Regions from separate parts of the Homo sapiens genome. Here region 2 is linked to region 1. Evidence: read pairs that join two places in POLR2A ChIA-PET (ENCODE). Cell type or tissue: MCF 10A. All regions are shown on one strand.

The links. ChIA-PET counts read pairs that join two places held together with the same protein. Peaks named below come from ENCODE experiments on the same cell type or tissue, not always from the same donor. Only the 100,000 strongest peaks of a DNase experiment are listed, where the experiment ranks them.
Region 2: POLR2A ChIA-PET joins it to region 1 with 5 read pairs; 4 of 35 experiments call an interaction of 5 or more read pairs at or near these places.

Annotation. Positions count from the first base shown.
Region 1 is chr18:31,674,578-31,682,577 of GRCh38, reverse strand. The region is part of intron 1 of B4GALT6 (beta-1,4-galactosyltransferase 6); the gene reads left to right. Among named protein-coding and RNA genes, the nearest start is that of B4GALT6, 6.0 kb to the left of the region's middle. RefSeq lists an enhancer at 1,097-1,306. In MCF 10A, no CTCF peak of the experiment used is centred here; a DNase peak (open chromatin) is centred at 3,247.
Region 2 is chr18:31,881,978-31,889,977 of GRCh38, reverse strand. All of the region lies in intron 12 of TRAPPC8 (trafficking protein particle complex subunit 8), which reads left to right. It also overlaps the pseudogene LOC100421591. Among named protein-coding and RNA genes, the nearest start is that of TRAPPC8, 57 kb to the left of the region's middle. In MCF 10A, no CTCF peak of the experiment used is centred here; no DNase peak of the experiment used is centred here.

The DNA.
Region 1 (8,000 bases):
CTTAATTCAACTTGTGTGAAACACTAATAAATTTTCCTTATTTGAATGCTTAATGTTTGCCATAGAACGGTCACTGATATAATGTAAAAATGTTGGCACGTGTCTTGTAGGCAATTAGATTGATGTGGCTTAACCTACTCTGTTTTTGTAGGTCTTATAAATGATAATAAGTTATTAAAACCAGTTAGAAGAGTGCAAACCAAAAACTTACAAAATGCTGTGAAATTGTCAAGCTGAATCTGTTTCCAAAACCCTGTACCATTTAGCCAAAAAAAGCCTCCTTTTTAATCTTTTGTATCTTTAAGTATTGGGAAGCAGTTTTCCAAAATTCAGATTTTCGCTTGAAAGTTTGAATTTTATCATTGGCAACAAATACTGTCAGTTTTTCTTGAAGTGTCAGGCTCACTTTGCTCATTTTCGAGAAAATGTAGGTCAGATGCACAAGTTTAACCATAGTTTTTCAGTTGTTCTTTCAAGTAAAAATGATGTTCCATGAAAAATGTGGCTTGTTGAGTCCATACTGCAGCAATCAATCAATTGCACAAGTGCTTCAGATTTCTTATTTATGAGACATATCCAGAAGTAATTAGGTTCTTATAACTAGTTTTTATTCGATGTATGTGGATTTTTCTTGAAATAATAACTTCAAGAAAATAATTCATATTTTAGCCTGAATTACATCTTGGGGCAAAATGTGTTTATGACTAAAATGTATGTTGTAAGTACTTTTTATGTGCCCTAAAAAGCGTTTCAAATCTCCTCTGTTAAGAAATTCCTATTAATCCTACCATATCAACCTGTTTGGTAAACTTTAATTCTCTTTCCCTACTTGTTTTCTGTCCTGAGCCCTGTGTATGTCATGGGCTTTCTTCCCAGGTAGATCTTCTGTCATTTTAGTTCCTCTTCTTTGCCATCTTGAGCAGATACATCACACAGTTGTAGGCAGCGTAATCTGTTTAGTTTCCAGTGTTTTCAGATGTTCCTCTGAAATAGTCTATTTCTGGACTATTTGGGTCAACTACAGTGAGTTCCATAGAACTCAAAGCTCATTATTTTCAAGGAACCATTTTTCTTGAAGTGTCTAATGCATACAGGAAACACAGGGATAGTCTTTACATTATAAACCTTAGTACTCAGGGAAACTGGATGGCAGACACCTGCCCCATCACCACACCATAGGAAGTCCATGGACAGATTGCTGTAGCCCACCCCTAGAGGCCAGAGCCATAAATTATTTCTTATTCTGTGTCTACCTTTGTGCATGATTGCAAAGATGAGTGCAGTTTCTCTCCAAGGTTTTGACTTGGCTGGATTGAGAACAGAATTGCATTTAATAGGAAACCTTTATTAATATAACTTCCAATATAACGTAGTCATTTTCTTGCTGTCATATCAAAGATGAGCTGACTTACAAGTTCATTCAACAATAGGAGTTGTGCACCCAAGAGAGGCTGGACATTGAGGTATGGAAGATAGATGACTAAGGCTCATTTTCTTCCGTCATAGTACAATGGGCTGAGCCCCATAAAACTGCTGTAGTAAATCCTTGGAAGGCATGTGGTGGGAAGTGAGGGCTGGTTAAGGATTTCCAGAGGAGAAAGTGGTTGAAATGTAATGGATGAGATTTATCTGGACTGAGCAAAGGGATCCTAGTCAGAGGGAACAGCATGAGCAAAGCTTCTAGAAAATGGGAGTAGCTCCATCCAGCTACTGCTTAGGGCTTGGAGTGGCACATGGGCCAGGTTTTGAAAGGTCTCTGGGGCTCCAGTGTCCAGCCATGGTGTTCAGATGCTTGAGGTCTCTAAAATTCCTGGCAGAGAGAGACTGGTCTTTGTTCATACAGCTTTATCAAAGCTTCTGTGATTACAAAATAAATTGATAGTGCCTGTAATCAGTGGGGCTATATAATGGGAGGAGATTACATAACTTCCCTGGGAGTGGGGATTTCACTGTCCATTTGACTCACCAGAAGCCCTGACCTTTCCTAGACACACTGACGGGCTGTTTTGCTCTCTGGGTAGAGGTGAAATCTGGTTGGGCCACTTTGGTCTGACTTCCTCTGGGCCCTTGGAGGAATTATCTGGCTGAGTGCTTTGTTATTTGGGCCTCCCTGGGGTGTGTGCCCTGCTGGAAATGGTGGAGCTGATGGCGATGGGTAGTCAAAGTGTGGGGTCTATGTGCAAGCATGTATGTTGTGGGAGAGGTATCTTAGGTCCTTTCCTCAGAGTCCCTCTGGCATTTTGGCTGGGGTTCTTCCTGGGCTAGCACAGAAGGTAGCTAGTTAACCCTGCAGCTTTCTTATCATAGCCCTTTAGCCTCCTGGCCCTGGCAAGTGGGCCTGGCTGTGTTCTTTGGAGCTGTTAATAGTCTGCTTTGTTTCAAAGGTCTTTCAGTTTTATTCACCCAGTGCTCTGATCTGCATGGCCCATTTCAGGAGTTCGGATTTGGTATCCGAATATCATGGAGGGCCATGGTATTGGGCATCTCTTTTTTCTGGGCCTCCCTTACTGGCCACATGTCCCATGCTTTTTTTGTCCTGTGAGTAACAGGAAATGTCAGAAGTCTTGAAAGCGATGCAGTCCATTGTCTTAGAGTGACCCTTCTAGCATGAAGGATGGGTTATAGGGGGCAATGGCCAATAGAAGATTAGAACTGTCGAGGTTGGTAGTTCATCAGGGCAGAGTTGAATGGATGGGAATAGTAGGTTTGAAGAAACAGGAAGAGCTTTAACATGAGGTTTGGATTCTAGCTTAGACATTCAGGTAGCTATTAATAGGGAGTATAGAAAGTCACGTCTTTGGGGGGCTATTTTGCTTTTAGAGAAATTGAGTTGGGATCCCTGTGTGATATCCAGGAAGAATTAGTAGGTAGGCAGATGAAAGTAAGGGCGTGCTGCCCAGGAGAGAGATTTGATTGTCTTCATCATGTAGGTGAATGGTATTTATTTATCCTCCAACACATCTGAGTAATAAAACTCACTCCTTCAACTGGAAGTGACTCACTGTGTGACTTCCTCTGAAACATGGAATCACGGGTTAAATTGGAATACAGAGGAAGACCAAGTATAGTTTGAAAGTATCCGATGGGATTTGCTACCCTCCTTCTCACTCCCTAGCTTTGTTACAAGAGTCATTGGGTCCATTCCACACTCAAGAGATGAGAGATGAGTTAGAGATTGTTTCCACAGTCAGATTGCCATTCCTAAGTAGCATATGTGACTCAGCTATATCTCTTCAGTGTAAACTAATCCAAATCCCATGGCCTTGTGGGAAATTAGGCAATATTGAAGGGAAACTTGATTCATTGAAATCTGGCAATGCTAACTGCTATTTTTCACCTTAGCCTTCCTTTTACAAATACATTTGAAGTCTGTTAAACAATGTGGCAGAGTGAGGCAGAGGTGTGTTTTTTTCTGCAGCAGTGCTTATCATTACTGCCTTTAATGTTTATTAAAGATAAAAATAGCCATGTCTGTGATTACTTTCAGAAGAGAAACTTCTCACCTAGGTTTGTAGTGTCTGTGTGTAATAGGTATTCCAAACACTACGTGTAATTTGGTTGGGACTAAAATGCATTTTCCTTTTGAGGCAGTGTGGTACACAGTAGTTAATTTCCTAACCCGTCCTGTGGAAAGCCTGTTTCTCACAGGTTGTCCTGCAGGGCTTCTCAGGGCACTTGTCCTTCTGGGCCTCATCTCTGATGGTTCTAGCTGTGGCTTTTCCTCTCACCCTCAGAGCCCTTGCGTTTGCCCCCCTGTCCAAGGGCCCAAGGCCAGGGGAAACTTGGGCATAGAAGCATTGGTTTCTGGAGCCAGAGCTATGAGCAGAGCAGCCCCAAGAGCAAAATCCCAAAGAGAGCCCACCGCGTTGTCCATATTTGGAGATCCATGTCTTCCCTGCCACACCCCTGACCCCTTGCCAGTAGGGCTAGCCTTGTCTGTGAAATGAGAGAAGGAAGGACAGGCTCTGGAAGATGGCCACTTGCCGAAAGTGTCACACATCATTGTTGGAAGAGCTGAAATGTACACCTTAGGATTCCTGACTCATTCTACTGTGCCCGAGTTGAAGGAACTAATTATTTTTGCCCTGGACAATGGAAGATTTTGGGGAAATACAAGCTCTCTTTTCTTCAGTTTGAAGGAATACTGTATAGACGAGCGATGAAATTTTTTGGATAGCCTAAGTTAGCAGTGAGGGTAATTACAATGAGGCAGAGTTGAGGCTTATTGAAAAGAGAGAGAGAGGAAAAAAAAAGACCAGTCTTCTAACTGACCTGCAATCAGTGAAATAAGTGGCCTTATAAGTGCTCCTTTCCTTACACATTGTGAGGTGAGGGTAGATGACCGCCTCTTAAAGCTGTGATTACCCTGGAGAGGGTGCTTTGTTTGGGATACTGGACAGACCTCTTGGATTCCCTTAAACACTGTTACTCAGTGCTGTGTTTATACTGTGTGCTTAGACTCCGCAGCACCCTGGCTTACCTTGCAAAAGGGCAGACCTGCTCCTCTACCTGTCCGCCACCCACACTGTCTTTTGTGACTCCTTTTCCCTTTCAAGCCTGCCTTTCATGTTTGTCTTAAGTAGAAATGTGGAGGTAGGAGGGGAGGCTGAGGTGAGACATGTGTGAGGAGTGATTTTTCTAGAGCTTGGGTTTCCTAGGTCGCCATTGGGAGCTCCTCAGACCTGTATGTTTGCAACATTCTTTTTCTAGTCCATTTTCTTGGCCGCCTTGGACCAAGCTGGCTTTTGTCACCACTGCCTGAGCCTGCGGTTTGCCAGCCTAAGCTGGCTGTCCCCACCTCTTTCCCTTCCTCTTTTCTCCTTTCCCCTTGTCCCTCTGAATCTGTTTCGTGTTTTCTTTTTAATTCCTGAAGGACACGGTGATTTAATATTTAAAAGATGTTTTCATTCAAATTCTGCCTTTTGTCAGGATAATAAAGAGAATAATATACAAGTAATACAGTGATTCAGGTTGAAGATCGATTCAAGTGAAGATTGAGAGTAGGTTTTCTGAGGATACCCATAATGCCTTTAACATGCCTTTGGAAAATTAAGCATTTACTCCAGTTATAATGAGATATTTTTACCTCATATCTTGGGCCCACTGGAAACTTTCAGGTGGCACTCAATTCTGTTTTTCTTCAGCATTTACATCCTGTATTAGGCCAGTTTGATTTGCTATGTTTCATGGTTAGACTGCCTGTGGACATAATTGTTTTTGGTTTTAGCAAAATTTAGCTGAGTTTGGTTTAAGATACAGCAATACCCCCTTCTCAGTTGAAATAGGAGAGTTAGCTTAAAGGATGTTTATGTCAGTAATTATATTTTTGGCTGTGAAGCACAGCAAAATGTTTAGGAAAATATACTTAGTAATTTCAAATCTTAATGTTTTATTTTTTTTCCTCCAGAAGTGTAGTATGGCTTTTTGCTTGCATCTTTGTTTTTATGTTTAATTACTTGAATTAGTGAAAGTCTTTGGCTTCACCAAATTGTTGTGTTATGTGTTCATTAAGGATGAAACACAGATACTCTTATGTCCAAATGAATTGTGGTATATTCAAAAGCTATGTAAAAGAAGATATATTTAATATAAGTTAAACTGATTTGGAAGGAAGGGTCTACTGTTTTACTTGTTACAAATGTTATGTGTGGAGAATTACTACAAGAAATAGTTTTCAAATATGAATGTGCTTAAGGTTTATTTAAGGTGATATGCTTTAATAAGCTTATTTCCCAGGTCTTATGGGAGATTCTGATTCTGATTAATTTTTAACACGTACCCAGATGTTTCTGCACACTGGGAGCGATGTTTCTGAAAAATACCCCAAATGGTGGGGAAAAAATAGTGCTACATACTTTTCTAAATTGATTATCTTACATCATTTGATATTTCATAGAACTAATCTTACTTACTGAAAACCTGATTAACTTGTTTATAACATCATGTTTTACTGGCAATAGAGATGGCTGTCATGGTGAAGAATCTTTTCCTTCAGAAGAGAAATGGACGGATACATTATTCATACCAACCAGGATCATGTGTTCCTTTATGAGTCTGCAGTGACTAGGTGATTGGGTCCTAGGTCATCCTAAATTTGTTATTTAGTGTTTTTAATTATTAGAGACATTGTAATTTACTTAAGATCAATAAAACTTATTAAACTGGATAGCATTATAGGTTACTCAGTGGAAGTAATTTCAAAGCATTTCCTAGCATTTGGCTAGAAAAGTCATTTTTATAATATCTTTACAGTGGTATATTTAAGTAGCTATATGAAGTTTGTTACTATGACATGATATCTTGATTGAATACTATGGCCTGTTTTTATATATTTGAGGCAAGTGTTAATATGATTTTACTGAAATCTTGTTACGTGTATTGCCTTCCTGATAATTAAGTTAATTGCTCAGAAATTATGACTTCTAATTATAGTGCAATTTTCAGTTTGACTCATAGGAAGAGAAATTGGACATTATTTTCATTTGAATCAAGAGACCAAAGGTAGAGAATTAAAAGGTGCCTTGTTTACTGATTTGAAAATATGCTTTGGAAGTCTTTGAAATTCATTTCCTACCCAGTTCCCTTCTCTGATTCTCATTTTAGGCTCATTTTCCTTTCATGAATACTAAGTTGGAATTCTGAAAGGTATTTTAATTGTGAAAACACAAGTAAATTGGAGGTGATTATAAAACATATTCAAATAGTTCACATTTTACTTCATTTTGATAGACTTCTTATATACTGTACACTTATATACTCTGACATCACTAATTTTCAACAATTTTATAATGTTTCCTGGGCCTGCTTATTTATGGCTTGGTCTTTTAGTCTGTAATGTCATTAAGTTAGTTTCCTGATTAGATTTTTAAGATCTGTTTAATTTCCTGCATTCTTCCTTCCTTGATTTCTTCATTTCCTCCTGATTCCACTTTCCCCAGTGTGGTTCATAACTCTCTTAGGGTTCCTGTCATGCTTTAAAAAAGCTATATAGTTATTATTTTAAGTGAATTACACAGTGCATTAGCAGATGACAAGGCTGATAGTTATCTTTTGTTAGATAGTGTTTTCATATCACTAGGTTCAGAGTCTACTTTTTGAATTATCAACTAGGGTTAAAGTAGGCTGAACTAATGATCTGGTTGTTGGAAAAGTCCTTCTGATGTTTTAGACAGTTTGTGCCTTTGCAGGATCTTGGTTCTTTACAGAGGAAGCCAGATGGCCCCTTAACTTTTGGCATTGCTTGGTAAACGGCAGACACTCAATAAACATGTGGATAAACATGTTTCCACCCTGAACATTTTTAGTAAGATCATTGGAAAAGTCAGTTTTCATTTAAAAATGTTTAACCTTGATCAGTATTCAAACACAAAGATTCTCCAGAAATAACTTAAAATTGTTAAACTGCAGAGTGGAAATTGTAAAGACACCTTTTACAAAGAATTTCTTGTCAGTTTTTAGTATTTGCATCTGCAAAGCTTGAGTTGTTAGCTAAGATCTGAAATAGATCTCCTGTATGTGATCATTGTATTTGTTGTTTGATAAAGTGGGGCTCTGAACACAGAATTCTTGCAGACTCTGTCAGCTTATAACTTGAAAAGTAGAGGTAAGGATATTATATGTTAGTAATAATTTGCACTGCAGATTTCCTTGAGTTCATACATGGTTTTGAATTATTGTCACCATGGTCAAATAGTACTTTGACATAAAAGAATTTTTTTTTTTTTAAACAGCCTGGCACATCCTTGACATTTGTTATTTTTTGTTTTTAATCCAAGTAATACCTTCCTTAGTCCTAGGTGTAGTATGAATAATATTTCATATATAATCTGGCCTAACTTTGGGGTTTACACCATTGTTATTGAAGATAACATATTTTCCTTTACCCACATGGATGAGTAATTCTTGGGGATTTATTGAACAAGAGGCTAGATGTGGAAAGAAGAAAAATTTTCAGCATCAGAAACAGATACTTAGAAGATTATCATAAATTCTTAGAAATT
Region 2 (8,000 bases), 210 kb before region 1:
TTACTAAGTATGAAATGTAACTATGAACATCCTTAATTTTTCTAAGTCTGTGCTAACCAAAGCATCCCAGTGTTTTACACAATGTACATTATTTCAAAGGTACAAAGAAGTAAAGATGTTCAGAAATTACTCTCAATTTCATGTAAAAATATTGTAATTTTTTAAAACCAACATTTCAAAATTGGGTTCCTTCCTCTTATTTTTGGAACCTGTGGAAAGTTAGAAAATATGTGGACTTGCTTAATGTTCATTAAAAAACCTTTCAAATCTTAATATAAAATTAAACGTCTTTATAATAATTGATACACTCCATGAATTAGAATTTCTCAGGCTCTAACATGAGAAAAACTTAAAGAAATAACTATTACTACTTTTCATGGCTTTTCTTCAATAGTAAATGCAAGTGCATCTGAAACATGTTACGCCACTGTGTATCTCTGGTTAAAAGGTTTCTGTTCAAAAAATGACAAAATGTATTAAGCAGGAGGTTTCCTTTGCTTGAAAGAAAATATATGTCCCATTAGGAATGGTCTATTGTCTCCTATTGAAAATAAGTCGTCATTTTTCTACATCTTTGTCCACTTTTGTGAATGGTTTCATTTGTGAGAATGGTAATGTCATTGGAACTAGAAACAGCTGCTTGTATCTGCCTTCCCAGATTATAGAGCATATTGCTTCTAGGAAATACCTAACAAGTTAAAAATGCTACCTTTGTGGTAGGTTGAGATACATTTGCTATCTGGCTTCGTAATCACCTCTTACTGTAGTATATAACCCTGTGAAGTTAATGATTCAGGGTAGCTGAGTTTGCTATTTCATGACCACTCTGTACACCCTGAACCCAAGACAGCTCTTTCACAAAACAGTACAGTTTGTGGAAATCTGAGAATATGACTATAAATTAAGATCTACTAGATAAGCCAATACAATATATATCTAATTGAAGTTCATCAAGAACAGTCTCTTCCTTGGAAGTTAGGGTGCATAGAACACATATAATTCTGACTTGAGGCCTAGTTGTTTCTGAGAAGCACCAATTTTTTATTATTTAAAAAAAACTTTTAAGGTCCAGTGTACATGTGCAGGATGTGCAGGTTTGTTACATAGGTAAACGTGTGCCATGGTGGTTTGCTGCACCCATCAACACATCACCTAGGTATTAAGCCCAGCATTCATTAACTCTTTTTCCTGATGCTTTCCCTCTCCCACCCTACCCCTCAACAGGCCCCAGTGTGTGTTGGACTGTGTCCATGTGTTCTCATTGTTTAGCTCCCACTTACAAGTGAGAACATGCGGTGTTCAGTTTTCTCTTCCTGTGTTAGTTTGCTGAGGATAATGGCTTCCAGCTTCCTCCATGTCCCTGCAAAGGACATGATCTCTTTCCTTTTTATGGCTGCATAGTATTCCATTGTGTGTATGTATGTACCACATTTTCTTTATTCATTCTATCATTGATGGGCATTTGGGTTGATTCCATGTCTCTGCTATTGTGAATAGTGCTGCAGTGAACATATGTGTGCCATAAAACAGAATTCTCCTGCCTCAGCCTCCCGAGTAGCTGGGATTACAGGCATGCATCACCATGCTCGGCTAATACTGTATTTTTAGTAGAGATGAGGTTTCTCCATGTTGGTCAGGCTAGTCTTGAATTCCCAACCTCAGGTGGTCCACCTTCCTCAGCCTCCCAGAGTGCTGGGATTACAGGCGTGAGCCACCATGCCCAGCTTTGACTTTTTAATAATCACCATTCTGACTGCCATGAAATGGTATCTCATTGTGGTTTTGATTTGCGTTTCTCTAATGATCAGTGATGTTGAGCATTCTTTTTTTTCATATGTTTTTTGGCTACATAAATGTCTTCTTTTGAGAAGTGTCTGTTCATGTTCTTTGCCTACTTTTTGGTTGGCTCTCTGCTTGTCTGTTGTTGATGTGTAGGAACGCTTGTGATTTTTGCACATTGATTTTGTATCCTGAGATTTTGCTGAAGTTGCTTATCAGCTTAAGAAGGTTTTGGGCTGAGACAGTGGGGTTTTCTAGACACAGGATCATGTCATTTGCAGACAAAGACAATTTGACTTCCTCTCTTCGTATTTGAATACCCTTTATTTCTTTCTCTTGCTTGATTGCCCTGGCCAGAACGTCCAATACTATGTTGAATAGCAGTGGTGAGAGAGGGCATCCTTGTCTTGTGCTGGTATAGCAGTGATGAGAGAGGGCATCCTTGTCTTGTGCTGGTTTTCAGGGGGAATACTTCCACCTTTTGTCCATGCAGTATGATATTGGCTGTGGGTTTGTCGTAAATGGCTCTTACTATTTTTTTTTTTTTTTTTTGAGATGGAGTTTCGCTCCTGTTGCCCAGGCTGGAGTGCAATGGCGTGATCTCGGCTCACTGCAACCTCTGCCTCCTGGGTTCAAGCAATTGTCCTGCCTCAGCCTTCCAAGTAGCTGGGGTTACAGGCACCTGCCATCACACCCGGGTAATTTTTTGTATTTTTAGTAGAGATGGGGTTTCACCACGTTGGCCAGGCTGGTCTTGAACTCCTGACCTCAGGTGATCCGTCCGCCTTGGCCTCCCAAGTGCTGGGATTACAGGCGTGAGTCACCACGCCCAGCCAGCTCTTACTATTTTGAGGTATGTTCCTTTGATACCCAGTTTATTGAGAGTTTTTAACATGAAGAGATGTTGAATTTTGTCAAAAATGTTTTCTGCATCTATTGAGATAATCATGTGGTTTTTCTCTTTAGTTCTGTTTATGTGATACATTACCTTTATTGATTTGCATATGTTGAACCAGCCTTGCATCCTAGGGATGACGCCAGCTTGATTGTGGTGGATAAGCTTTTTGATGACAAGCACCAACTTTTCATGACATTTGAATTTAAAACAGGGTTGTATTGGTAGGGATGAGTGAGAATGAGAGAAGAAGTTATAGAGTAATGCCGTTTCTCTTAGTCCTCTATTTGAGAATTCATGCTGAATTGCTTATCTTGCCCCAGAAGTGTGTGTGTGTGTGTGTCACCCAGGCTGGAGTGCAGTGGTGCAATCTCAGCTCACTGCAACCTCCACCTCCCGGGTTCAAGTGATTCTCCTGCCTCGGCCTCCTGAGTAGCTGGGACTACGGGTACGTGCCACCACTCCTGGCTACTTTTTGTGTTTTTAGTAGAGACGTGGTTTCACCATGTTGGCCAAGCTGGTCTCAAACTCCTGACCTCGTGATCCGCTCGCCTCAGCCTCCCAAAGTACTGAGATTACAGGCATGAGCCATTGCGCTCGGCACCCCCAGAAGTTGTTTATAGTTCAATTATTTTTCATTAAGAATATCAGAAAGTAAAGTGCATTTTAAAAAGAAGTGGCATGAAAGTAGTCAGTAAAAAAACAAAAAACGCTGGGGAAGAGTGTATGTGATTAGACAACCTTTGTGTTCTTACTATAAAAAGCTGACTCAAACCTTTTTACCTCATTTAAATTTCTTTTCCAAAAAAATCTTTAAAAATCCACTTGAACACATTCGAAAATCCACTTGAACACACAAGACACATTCAACTCTTTTTCTATATCTATCAGTTTTTAATACTGTGTTCCTTTACTAAATGCTAAAGATAGGGTTGCCTTTTTTTTTTTTTTTTTTTTTCCTCAAGAAACATCACTTAAAAATTAATTTGGAAACAGGCTGGGCGTATTGGCTCACACCTGTAATCCCAGCACTTTGAGAGGCCAAGGTGGGCTGATCACCTGAGGTCAGGAGTTCGAGACCAGTCTGACCAACATGGAGAAACCCCATCTCTACTAAAAATACGAAAAAAATTAGCCAGGCATGGTGGCGCATGCCTGTAATCCCAGCTACTCGGGAGACTGAGGCAGGAGAATTGCTTGAACCCGGGAGGTGGAGGTTGCAGTGACCCAAGATTGCACCATTGCACTCCAGCCTGGGCAACAAGAGCAAAACTCCATCTCAAAATAATAATAATAATAATTTGGAAACAATCTCAAGTTTATAGAAAAGTTGCAAGCGCCGTTCAGAAATTTTTCTTTTTGCCATTTGAGTGTTAAGTGGTTTATCTCTTGCCGTATTATCCTCAAATACCTTAGGACATATTTCTTATTTTTCGTTTTTTTGAGATGGAGTTTTGCTCTTGTTGCCCAGGCTGGAGTGCAATGGCGCGATCTCGGCTCACTGCAACCTCCGCCTCCCAGGTTCAAGCAATTCTTCCACCTCAGCCTCCCGAGTAGCTGGGATTACGGGCATGCACCACGCCTGGCTAATTTTTTTTTGTATTTTTAGTAGAGACAGGGTTTCTCCATGTTGGTCAGGTTGGTCTCGAACTCCTGACCTCAGGTGATCTGCCCACCTCGGCTTCCCAAAGTGCTGGGATTACAGGAGTGAGCCACCGTGCCCGGCCCATATTTCTTATTTTCTAGAAACAAGAACTTTCCCTTACATAACCATAGCATAACCATCAAAGTAAAAAAAAATTGGCATTGATACAGAGCTACTGTGTAATCCTCAGACCCCATTCAGATTTTGACAGTCATCTCATGCATGTCCTTTATCAAAGGGCATAGGATGTTTTATCCTTTTTTAGTCAAAGGATCGTTTGACTTCATGACTTAAACACTCGTGAAGGTTACAGTCCAATTATTTTTGTAGATTGTCCCAAGTTACATGTCTCTGCTATTTTCATGATGAGATTCAAATTCGGTATGTTTGTAGGAATATACAGAAGACATCCTGTGTTCTCATTTCATGCCGTCCAGTGGCAGACTATTTTTATTTATCGCTTAATCAATAAAGTATTTCTTTTTTAAAAAAACTTAATTTTGGCTGGGTACGGTGGCTCACGCCTATAATCCCAGCACTTTGGGAGGCCGACGCAGGCGGATCACGAGGTCAGGAGATCGAGACCATCCTGGCTAACACGGTGAAACCCCGTCTCTACTAAAAATCCAAAAAAAAAATTAGCCGGGCGTGGTGGCGGGTGCCTATAGTCCCAGCTACTCGGGAGGCTGAGGCAGGAGAATGGCGTGAACCTGGGAGGCGGAGCTTGCAGTGAGCTGATATCGCGCCACTGCACTCCAGCCTGGGCTACACAGTGAGGCTCCATCTCAAAAAAAAAAAAAAAAACTTAATTTTTTTAAGAAATGGAGTCTCACTGTGTTGCCCAGCGTGGTCTCAAACTCCTGGCTTCAAGAGATCATCCCACCTTGGCCCCCCAAAGTGCTGGGATTGCAGCCATGAGCTACAACACCCAGCCAAGAAAATATTTCTTTAAAAAACCCCCTCAAAGACAATTCTGACAATACTGTAAGGCACGTGTGGAGGACAGTGGAAACTAGTATATTTTGAAACAAAAGTTTAGTGAAAAAAAAGCCTTTTCTTGGTACCAAATCCCATTTTTTAGGATGGAGGTTGTCTGAGTTCAGAGAGTGGCAGTGATAAGTAATTTCAAATAGCTGCTTATGCTTGTGATAGGGTGCAGCAATAGCCAGAAGAAAAGAATACCAAACTCTATCACTACAGAACAAACCAGTTGTGTAAAAATGTGCATACATCATAAATATATACACACACATAAATACACACACATTCACTATATGCTCACATGCAGTTTTAGCACACGCTGGTATTTCCATTCAGGCCAGTGCAGTGGTATAAAGAGGGATGACCACATCAAAATTAAATTTCATAAAATAGCTTCTAGTTACAAGATAATAACAAAGCCTCTAACTCTATCCATGTCTCCATATGCTAATGCTCTGGAAACTCCCATCTGGTTTTGTTTTTGTTTTTTTGGCAGAGTTTCACTCTTTTGCCCAGGCTACAGTGAAGTGGCTCCATCTCGGCTCATTGCAACCTCTGCCTCCCAGGTTCAAGCGATTCTTCTGCCTCAGCCTCTCGAGTAGCTGGGATTACAGGTGTCTGCCACCAAGCCCAGCTAATTTTTGTATTTTTAATAGAGATGGGGTTTCACCATGTTGGACAGGCTGGTCTTGAACTCCTGACCTCAGGCGATCCACCTGCCTCAGCCTCCCAAAGTGCTAGGATTACAGGTGTAAGTCACCACGCTCGACCTCCCAACTGGTTTTTCACAGTCATTATTATTACTGAGTTCATATACTTCTTGCCTTTGAACAAAGCAGATGCTTGCTTGTTTCAGGACTTCCTCTTGGTTTTTAAACTGCAGCTCTAAAAACTTTTAGATTTTTAGAACTGTTACCACTTTTGGGTTTCTTCTGTCTGGTTAATTTGTCTCTATTTGAGATACCTGTTATTAAAAATCAGCCTTCAACTTTGCAGTCCTCTTTTCTTTTTTGAAAACATTTGATCCTTTTGATGTAGCATCTTCTTCAGTGTTCACTTCTTTCATTAGTTGGGCAGTGATGGCCAAATGGTTAGTACCTGGTGAGTTCAGAGCCAGATCTGGAGGAAAGCTATCCCCATGAATTGTGATTGACTGGAACTTGGACCTTTTTCTTTGGAAATTTATTTTGATGTAGAGATGTGGGAAGTCTTCTAGCTGTTACAGTGGGTGCTACCCACTCTACTGTCTATCTTCTTTTTGTGGTGGCTGACATTGGATAACTGCTTTGGTGTTTTTGCTGCTTTTTTGGTTTTCTACAGGGTGTACTTTTATAGTGTGTTTGGTCAGCATCAATTTCCCATCCCTTCTTTTTTGGTCATCTTTTCTGTCAGACATACTGCTGCTGGCACTGAGAGGTGGTCTGTACCTCTCTCTTTTTTTTTTTTTTTTTTTCTGAGATGAAGTCTTTCTCTGTCACCCAGGCTGGAGTGCAGTGGCACGATCTCGGCTCACTGCAACCTCTGCCTCCTGGGTTCAAGTGATTCTCCTGCCTCAGCCTCCCAGTTAGCTGAGATTACAGGCGCACGCTACCACGCCTTGCTAATTTTTGTATTTTTAATAGAGATGGGGTTTCACCATGTTGGCCAGGCTGGTCTCGAACTCCTGAACTCGTGATCCACCCACCTCAGCCTCCCAAAGTACTGGGATTACAGGTGTGAGCCACTGCGCCTGGCTGTACCTCTTTTAAAACAGTAATTACAGAGGCCAGGCATGGTGGCTCATGCGTGTAATCCCAGTACTTTGGGTGGCTGAGGTGGGTGGACCACGAGTTCAGGAGTTCGAGACCAGCCTGGCCAACATAGTGGAATCCCATCTCTATTAAAAATACAAAAATTAGCCAGGCGTGATAGCATGCGTCTGTAATCCCAGCTACTTGGGAGGCTGAGGCAGGAGAATCGCTTGAACCCAGGAGGCAGAGGTTGCAGTAGGCCGAGATCGTGCCACTTCACTCCAACCTGAGCGACAGAGCGAGACTCTGTCTCGAAAAAAATAAAAATAAAAATAATTACAAATTCAGGAGGTCCATGTCTGTGTTTGCTGCATGAGTATATTGTGTAATGCTGTGATTTGGGCTTCAGAGAACTAACCCATCACCCAAATAGTGAATATATTATCCAGTAGGTTGTTTTTCAACCCTCACTTCCTTCCCTTCCTCTTTCTCCCCTTTTGGTGTGCCCAGTGTCTATTATTTCCTCTTTATGTCCGTGCATGCCCATTGTTTAGCTCCCACTTATAAGTGAGAGCATGCCTATTTGATTCTCCATTTCTGATTTATTTCACTTATGATAATGGCCTCTACCTCCATCCATGTTGCTGCAAAGGATATGATACCATTCTTTTTTATGGCCGTGTCATATTCCATGGTGTGTATGTACCACATTTTCTTTATACAGTCCACCATTGATGAGCACCATAGGTTGATTCCATGTTTTTACTACTGTGAATAGTGCTGTGATGAACATAAGAATACAGGTGTCTTTTTGGTAGAACAATTTACTTTTCTTTGGGTACATACCTAGTAATGGGATTACTGGGTTGAATGGTAGTTCTCTTTTATCTGTTGGAGAAACCTCCAAATTCCTTTCCACACTGGCTGAACTAACTTACATTCCCACCAACAGTGTATAACTGTTCTGTTT